Regions from separate parts of the Homo sapiens genome. Here region 2 is linked to region 1. Evidence: read pairs that join two places in POLR2A ChIA-PET (ENCODE). Cell type or tissue: HepG2. All regions are shown on one strand. Each heading gives the region's core, and the rest is flanking DNA. Links, peaks and the distances in the headings are about the cores only.

Region 1 (4,396 bases), core at 66-4,065:
TTCAAGCGATTCTCCTGCCTCAGCCTCCTGAGTAGCTGGGACTACAGGCATGTGCCACCATGCCCGGCCAATTTTTGTATTTTTACTAGAGACAGAGTTTCGCCATGTTGGCCAGCCTGGTCTCGAACTCCCAACCTCAGGTGATCCACCCGCCTCTGCCTCCCAAAGTACTGGGATTACAGGCATGAGCCACCATGCCCACCTAAAATCCTACATAATTTTCTATGTAGAAAATCCCAAGGAACCTACAGAAAGACTTCTAAAATGGATAAGTGAATTTATCAAGATCACAGAAAAGAAGTTCAATATACAGAATTATATATATACACACACACCCCATATATATTCATATATATATTTTTATATATTTATATATATTTTTATATATTTATATATTTTATATATTTATATATATATATATTTTTTTTTGAGACAGAGTCTTCCTCTGTCACCCACGCTGGAGTGCAGTGGCCCAGTCTCGGCTCACTGCAACCTCTGCCTCCCAGGTTCAAGCTATTCTGCCTCAGCCTCTCGAGTAGCTGGGACTACAGGCATCCACCACCACACCTGGCTGATTTTTGTATTTTTAGTAGAGACAGAGTTTCACCATGTTGGCTAGGCTGGTCTGGAACTTCTGGGCTCAAGTGATATCTGCCTGCTTCAGCCTCCCAAAGTACTGGGATTACAGGTGTGAGCCACCATGCTCAGCTTCAAAATTATATTTTTATATACTAACATTGAACAGCTGGAAATACAACATTTTTTTAAAGTGCTATTTACAAAAGCACCAAAACACAAGAAATAACTTAGGTATAAATCTTTTTAATTTTAATTTTATTTATTTATTTTTTTGAGATGGAGTCTTGCTCTGGCGTCCAGGCTGGAGTGCAGCTCACTGCAAGCTCCGCCCCCCAGGTTCATGCCATTCTCCTGCCTCAGCCTCCCGAGTAGCTGGGACTACAGGCGCCCACCACCACGTCTGGCTAATTTTTTTTGTATTTTTAGTAGAGACGAGGTTTCACCATGTTAGCCAGGATGGTCTCGATCTCCTGACCTCGTGATCCACCCGCCTTGGCCTCCCAAAGTGCTGGGATTACAGGCATGAGCCACCGCGCCTGGCCATACTTAGGTATAAATCTAACAAAATACAGTCAGGATCTGTATGCTGAAAACTAGGATGCGATGACTAAAGAAACCAAAGAAGACCCGAATGAATGGGGAGATACACTGTGCTGTTGTATGGGAAGACTTAACACAGTACAGATGTTAATTCTTTCTCTCTTCCAATATATCACAATCAAAATTCTAACAGGATTTTTTGTTTACATTGACATTCTATGTCTGAAATTTAATTGGAAAGGCAAAGGAACTAGAATAGCCAAAACAATTTTGAAAAGGAACAAAATTGGAGCATTCATTCCACCTGATTTCAAGATGTAATAGAAAGCTCCAGCTTCCAGATAATGTGGTATTGGTGAAAGGACAGGGCACATAGACCAAAGAAACAGAATTAGAAGTCCAGAAATAGAGCCACACATAAATGGTCAGTTGACTTTTTCTTTTTTTTTTTTTTTTTTGAGATAGAGCCTTTCTCTGTCACCCAGCCTGGAGTACAGTGGTGCAGTCATAGCTCACTGCAGCGTCCACCTCTTGGGCTCAAGTGATCCTTTTGCCTCAAACTCTCATGTAGCTGAGACTGCAGACGCATGCCACCATGCCTGGCTAATTTTTTTCTTTCTTTCTTTTTTTTTTTTTTTTTTTTGAGTTGGAGTCTTGCTCTTTCGCCCAGGCTGGAGTGCAGTGGTACGATCTTGGCTCACTGCCTCCAGGGTTTAAGCGATTCGCCTGCCTCAGCCTCCCAAGTAGCTGGGACTACAAGTGTGTGCCACCATGCATAGCTGATTTTTTTTGTGTATATATATATATATATATATATATATTTTTTTTTTTTTTTTTTTTTTTTTTTAGTAGAGACGGGGTTTCACTGTGTTAGCCAGGATGGTCTCCATCTCTTGACCTCCTGATCCACACACCTTGGCCTCCCAAAGTGCTGGGACTACAGGCGTGAGCTGCTGTGCCCAGCATGCCTGGCTAATTTTTTTTTTTTTTTTTTTTTTTTTTTTGAGATAGAGTTTTGTTCTTGTCGCCAGGCTGGAGTGTGGTGGCGTGATCTCAGCTCACCACACCTCCACCTCCCGGGTACAAGTGATTCTCCTGCCTCAGCCTCCCAAGTAGCTGGGATTACATGCATGTGTCACCATACCCAGCTAATTGTATTTTTAGTAGAGATAGGGTTTATCCTTGTTTGTCAAACTGGTCTCGAACTCCCAACCTCAAGTGATCTGCCTGCCTCGGCCTCCCAAAGTGCTGGGATTACAGGTGTGAGCCACTGTGCCCAGCCCTGCCTGGCTAATTTTTAAGTTTTTGGTAAAGATGGGCTCTTGTTATGTTGCCCAGGCTGGACTTGAGCAGTCTTCCTGTCTGTGTCTCCCAAAGTATTGGGATTACAGGCATAAGCCACTATGTCTGGTTTGGTCAGTTGACTTTTGACAAAGTTATGAAAACAATTCAATGGAGAAGGGGATGACAAATAACTCTTAAAAATTCATCGATTAGAAAATATAATTTGTTTTAAGAAGTGGGCAAAATTTTGAACAGATACTTTACCAAAGAAAATATGTAGGGTGGGCATGGTGGCTCACGCCTGTAATCCTAGCAGTTTGGGAGGCCGAGATGGGTGGATCACTTGAGGCCAGGAGTTTGAGACCAGCCTGGCCAACATGGCAAAATCCCATCTCTACTAAAAATAAATACAAAAATTAGCTGGGTGTGGTGGCTCACGCCTGTAATCCCAACTACTTGGGAGGCTGAGGCATGAGGATAGCTTGAACCTGAGAGGCAGAGGTCGCAGTGAGCTGAGATTGTACCACTGCACTCCAGCCTGGGCAACAGAGTGAGACTGTCTCAAAACATAAAATAAAATGTAGATGCAAATGAGCATCTTTTCATGTGTTTAACATAATAGTCATAAAGGAAATGCAGATTAAAACAACAGTGGGATACTACACACTTAATAGAATGACTTACACAAATAGTGACCATGCCAAGTGCTGGTGAATATGTGAAGTAATGAACTCTCATGCACTGCTAGTGAGGAGGCAAAATGGAACAGTTACTTTAGAATGGGGTTTGGTGGTTTCTTATAAAGTTAAACATACACTTAACCTATGATCCATCAATTCCACTCCTAGGTATTTCTCCAAGAGAAATGTAATACTTTTCTGTTACACAAAAACTCATACATAATGTTTATAGTAGCCCCAAAACTGGAAGCAACCCAAAGGTCCTTCTGGTGAATGGATAAACAAACTGAGGTGTGTCTATAAAATAAAATAATACTCAGTAGTAAAAACAAACATATAGGCTAGGCACCGTGGCTTATGCCTGTAATCCCCAGCACTTTGGGAGACCAAGGTGGGAGGATCGCTTTGAGTCCAGGAGTTGGAGACCAGCTTGGGCAACATAGTAAGGCCTCATCTCTGTAAATAATAATAATAATTAAAGTAAATAAAATTAAAACATATCGATGAATAAATAAAAATAAAAAAAATAAATAAAACATTTCAACTCAGCCTAATGCTGAGTGAAAGAAACAAAACTCAAAATACTGCATAATTTTTGATCCATTTATATGATGTTCTGGAAAAGCAAAATTATAGGAACAGAATAAATTGTGTTTACTGGTGGCCAAAAGTTGGGTAGGGGGAGGGGTTGACTATAGTGATGCATAAGGGAATGTTTTGGGGCGATGGAACTTTTCTGTGTCTTAATTATGGTGATGATTACATGATTATATGCATTTGTGAAAACTCACATAATTGTGTACCAAAAAGTATTGTTTTTATATGTAGATTTTGGAAAGTCAATAAAAAAAATAAAACTTGTGATTCTTGTTTTCTCCAAGATGCCTTGGCTTTGCTTTGGGAGAGGCTTCTGGAATCCTCTCCCTTTGCTTTGGTTGAGGCCCTCAGAGGATTGGGCTGCCTTGAGTTCTCTGTGTCTTTAGCACTGGAAAGTCTCACCATGGTGGTGGCAGGTCTTTTTTCTTTCTTAATAGAACAGAACGTGGGAGTGGGAGGTTCTAAAATGTATTTTTTTTATTTTTTTATTTTTTGTGAGACAGTCTTGCCCTGTCACCCAGGCTGGAGTGCCCTGGCGTGATCTTGGCTCAGTGCAACCTCTGCCTCCCAGGCTCAAGCTATTCTGCTACCTCAGCTTCCTGAGTAGCTGGGATTACAAGCGTGCACCATCACTCCTGGCTGATTTTTGTATTTTTAGTAGAGACAAGGACTCCCCCATGTTGGCCAAGGCTGGTCTCGAACTCCTGACCTCAAGT
Region 2 (4,396 bases), core at 283-4,282, 440 kb after region 1:
GAATAAACTGTGCTTGAGAAACTGTATTTCTGGGCCAGTTGCGGTGGCTCACGCCTGTAATCCCTGAACTTTGGGAGGCCCAGGTGGGCGGATCACTTGAGGTCAGGAGTTGGAGACCAGCCTGGCCAATGTGGTGAAACCCCATCTCTACTAAAAATAGAAAAAATTAGCTATGCGTGGTGGCAGGCACCTGTAATCCCAGCTACTCAGGAGGCTGAGGCCAGAAGAATCACTTGAACCCGGGAGGTGGAGGTTGCAGTGAGCAGAGATCACTCCACTGCACTCCAGCCTGAGTGACAGAGCAAGACTCCATCTCAAAAAAAAAAAAAAAGTAATTGTATTTCTGCCTCGGCCACAAATACAGTGTCTCTGCTGCAAATACAGTGTGGTAAAGGAAGCAAAGGAGCTAGGATGACCCAGTAGAGGCACTTAATATAGCCAGAAAGTTAGAGTAGTCAAGCAGGGCTTTCCTGAGGAGACAGTGCTGAGGTGGCTCATGAAGGGTAAGAATCTGTTGGGCAAAGGAAGAGGAAGGTTGTTGCCAGCAAAGGGACCACCATGTGCGGAGGTTTGGTGAAAAGAGAGCATGTCATAAATCGTCCCAGAAAGTGCTGATATATTTATTGCCAAAGGGACAGAGTTAGAGTGAAGGAAGCAGGAACAGCAAAGAAACCCAAGCAGAAAGATCAGGTCATGCCAGGTGGTGAAAGCCTGGACTCGAATGTTTAAGAGGGACTTTTCCTGTTTTCCTGGTATTGACGATGGAGATCCAAAATTTATGACAAATAGTGCTGTGGACCTCACGCTTAAGGATGATTCAAAGACTCTGTTGAGATTGGGGCAAGAACATGCCCCAGGTATGTACAAAGAGGTGGCAGAACCGGCCCTACTACAATCACTCATCCCTCCCCACCCCCAATATGAGCACAAGTGTGAGAAGAAGTGACAGAGGTAATCCATGCTAGTCACTGCCCACTGGGGAATACTAGGGTTTTCTTTCCTTCCTCACTATTGCCAAAGTGAGGGGATTCTAGAAAACTTATTCTGAAAGCCTCGGAGGCAGTGCTATCAGCAGGGAAGATGAGCATCTCATTTCCCAGTGGAACCTCCAATGAGGCAGCAGATGGGTCGATCCTGCCCTCTGCCTCCCTGGAGAGGGAAGGAAGAGTGAGGTAGCCAGAGGGAGGTGGGGGGGTACTAGGAGGGATGGAGGGGGGGGCGCGGGGGCGGGGTGTGGCGGGGCAGGAGGAGACTGCAGGGGAGCTGCCTGCAAAGCCTCAAGCTTCAGGGAAGAGAACAAGGAGGACTTTCCCAGAGTGTAGCACTGGGCTTGAGCCATTGTATCAGTTATCTATTGCTGCAACACAAAACACCTCAAAACTTAGTACCTTAAAGCAATAGTCATTTATTATGTTGTGATTTCTGTGGGCTAGGGGTTCCGACAGGGCACGGTGTGAATGACTTATCTCTACTACATCATGCTTGGGGCCTCAGCTGAAAATCTCAAGGGCTGGGGCCTAGAGCCATCTGAAGCCTTGTCTGGGGCTGGAGGGCCTGCTTCCAAGGTGGTTCGCTGGAGTGGCTGGCAAACTGGTGCTGACAACTGGGCTTCTCTCCACAGGGTTGCTTGAGTGTCCTCAAGGCAGGGCAGCTGACCTCACCCCGAGAGAACAAGCCAAAGGCCCAAGGTAGCACCGCAGGGTCTCATATGACCAAGCCTCAGAAGTCATGCACTGTCCCTCTGACAGAATGCTGCCTGTCACCCAGGCCAGCTTTGATTCAGTGTGAGAGGAGACTACAGATGGACATGAACACCAGTGGGTATGCACCACTGGGGCCAACCCAGAGGCCGAAGATCACATGCATCTTGCTGGCTTCTCACCCAGAAGGACTGGCCTGGGAATGGGGAGCCCTGGAGAGGAGCTGAGGGGGCAAGAAGACATCAAACCCGAGGCAGGTCTCTCTCCTTATGGCCCTGAGCTGGGAGGAAGGCCCCACAGTGTTCTGTGGATAACGTGCAGGTGCCCTATGTGAGACTCTGGGCACACAGAGGGCGCTGATGGCCAGTGAGCATAGCCGGAGAAGCAGAAGTGACCCCATATCATCTATGAAGAAGACTTCTGGCCAGGCATGGTGGCTCAGACCCATAATCCCAGCATTTTGGGAGGCCAAGCTGGGCAGATGGCTTGAGCCCAGGAGTTTGAAACCAGCCTGGGCAACCTGGTGAAACCTCATCCCTACAAGAAGTACAAAAATTAGCTGGATGTGGTGGCATGTGCCTGTGGTCCCAGCTACTCAGTAGACTGAGGCAGAAGGATCACTTGATCCCAGGAGGTTGAGGGTGCAGTAAGCTGTGATCATGCCACTCTACTCCAGCCTGGGTGACAGAGCAAGACTTTGTCTAACAAAATAAAAATAAAAAATTAGCTGACCATGCTGCCACGTGCCTGTGATCCCAGCTACTCAGGAGGCTATGGTGAGAGGATTGCTTGAGCCCAGGAGTTTGAGGCTACAGTGAGCTATGATTGCACCACTGCACTTCAGTCTGGGCAAGAGTGAGACCTTGTCTAAAAAAAAAAAAACAAACAAAAACACTCCTTTCCCAACTACTGTCACCTTTGTCATAAATCAGATGACAGTATGTTAATGTGTCTATTTCTAGACTCTGTCCTGTCCTATTGATCTGTTTGCCTGTCCTTATGCCAATACCACACTGTACTATATTTACATAATATGTGTATTATATTTACATAACGGGTCCTAATATCTGGTGGTGTAAGCCCTCCAACTTTTTCTTCCTCTGACAGATTGCCTTGGCAATCTGAGGTCATCTCCAGCCCTGACTGGGGAGGGATCCACTTTGAAGCTCAGCAGTTCATCCCCTGCCTGCTGGTTGGTGTCTGGAGACATCAGTTCCTTGCCACATGGACCTCTCCACAGGGCTGCTCATGCACATGACACGGCAACCAGCTTCCCTGGGGGGAGGATGCGAGTAACAGAGAGAAGGAGGGACCCAGAGTCTCCATCATGGGAGCCATCGTGTCACAGCTTAATATCGGAAGTAACATTCTATCATTTCTGCTGTATTCTGTTTGTTAGAAGTGAGGAATCAAATCTGGCCCACACCAGAGGGGAGAGGTTTACACAAGAATGTGACTATCAGAAGGTGAGAATCACTGGGGGTCATCTTACAGGCTGCTGACCTACCACATGTACAAAACAGATTGCTTTGTAACCTACTTTTTTTTATTATTAAGATATAATTCAGCCAGGCGTGGTGGCTCACGCCTGTAATCCCAACACTTTGGGAGACCGAGGTGGGCAGATCACCTGAGGCCAGGATGGTCTTGAACGCCTGACCTCATGATCCACCCTCCTTGGCCTCCCAAAGTGCTGAGATTACAGGCGTGAGCCACCACACCCAGCCCTCTTTTTTTTTTTTTTTTTTTTGAGATGGAGTCTTGCTCTGTCGCCCAGGCTGCAGTGCAGTGGCGCAATCTCGGCTCACTGCAAGCTCCGCCTCCCGGGTTCACACCATTCTCCTGCCTTAGCCTCCCAAGTAGCTGGGACTACAGGTGCCCGCCACGATGCCCAGCTAACTTTTTGTATTTTTTTAGTAGAGACGGGGCTTCACTCTGTTAGCCAGGATTGTCTCGATCTCCTCACCTTGTGATCCATCCGCCTTGGCCTCCCAAAGTGCTGAGATGACAGGCGTGAGCCACCGTGCCCGGCCTTTTTTTTTGAATGGCATTATAACTAGATGAACTTCTTCAAATATGACTAATTATTCTACAGTATGATATTTTCATGGCTGATTAGGATTCCATCCTATAAATAAATTATTGCTTATTTAGCAACCACCTCCCAAATGTGCTGCTGAAGCTAGTTTGCACTGAGTCTCAAGAGCCGCTTATGAATATCTCTTTCCAATTCTGTGTTAGTGAAATTCCATCGGTACCTTGAAATCAGCCTGGCAAAAATGTTTACATCACAGAAATTGGCAAAAGCTCTAGAACGTTCATCCCCACTCACAACCAACAGGCAGCTATCAAACATTTAACTTGCTTTGTCATGGGGAGGTTCCTGGTAAGAGTTCTGGGGGCAGGCACCACAACAGAGAGCCACATCGAGACCACATTTTATTCATTGTGTATCCCTGAGACTCAGCAGAAGGCCTACCACATATTAGGTGATAAGGACATTTTCTTCTTTTTGTGTATGTGTTTCTTGACATGGTTGGATTCCCAATCTGAGTACCATTTTATAATCCTTCTCGATTTAGTATTACTTCAAAGCTTCTTATACATTGACACATAATTGTCATTATTTTAACGGCTGTAATTTTCCTTTGAATCAATAAGTCATTAGTTCTTTAACCTCTTCCATGTTGACTTAC

What was found. Peaks named below come from ENCODE experiments on the same cell type or tissue, not always from the same donor. Only the 100,000 strongest peaks of a DNase experiment are listed, where the experiment ranks them.
Region 2: POLR2A ChIA-PET joins it to region 1 with 5 read pairs; 2 of 35 experiments call an interaction of 5 or more read pairs at or near these places.

Annotation. Positions count from the first base shown.
Region 1 is chr3:129,147,155-129,151,550 of GRCh38, reverse strand. The region is part of intron 5 of ISY1-RAB43 (ISY1-RAB43 readthrough); the gene reads left to right. All of the region lies in intron 5 of ISY1 (ISY1 spliceosome associated protein), which reads left to right. Among named protein-coding and RNA genes, the nearest start is that of ISY1, 12 kb to the left of the region's middle. In HepG2, for the core only: no CTCF peak of the experiment used is centred there; no DNase peak of the experiment used is centred there.
Region 2 is chr3:128,706,486-128,710,881 of GRCh38, reverse strand. No RefSeq gene overlaps it. Among named protein-coding and RNA genes, the nearest start is that of RAB7A, 17 kb to the left of the region's middle. In HepG2, for the core only: no CTCF peak of the experiment used is centred there; a DNase peak (open chromatin) is centred at 2,671; H3K27me3 peaks cover 854 bases.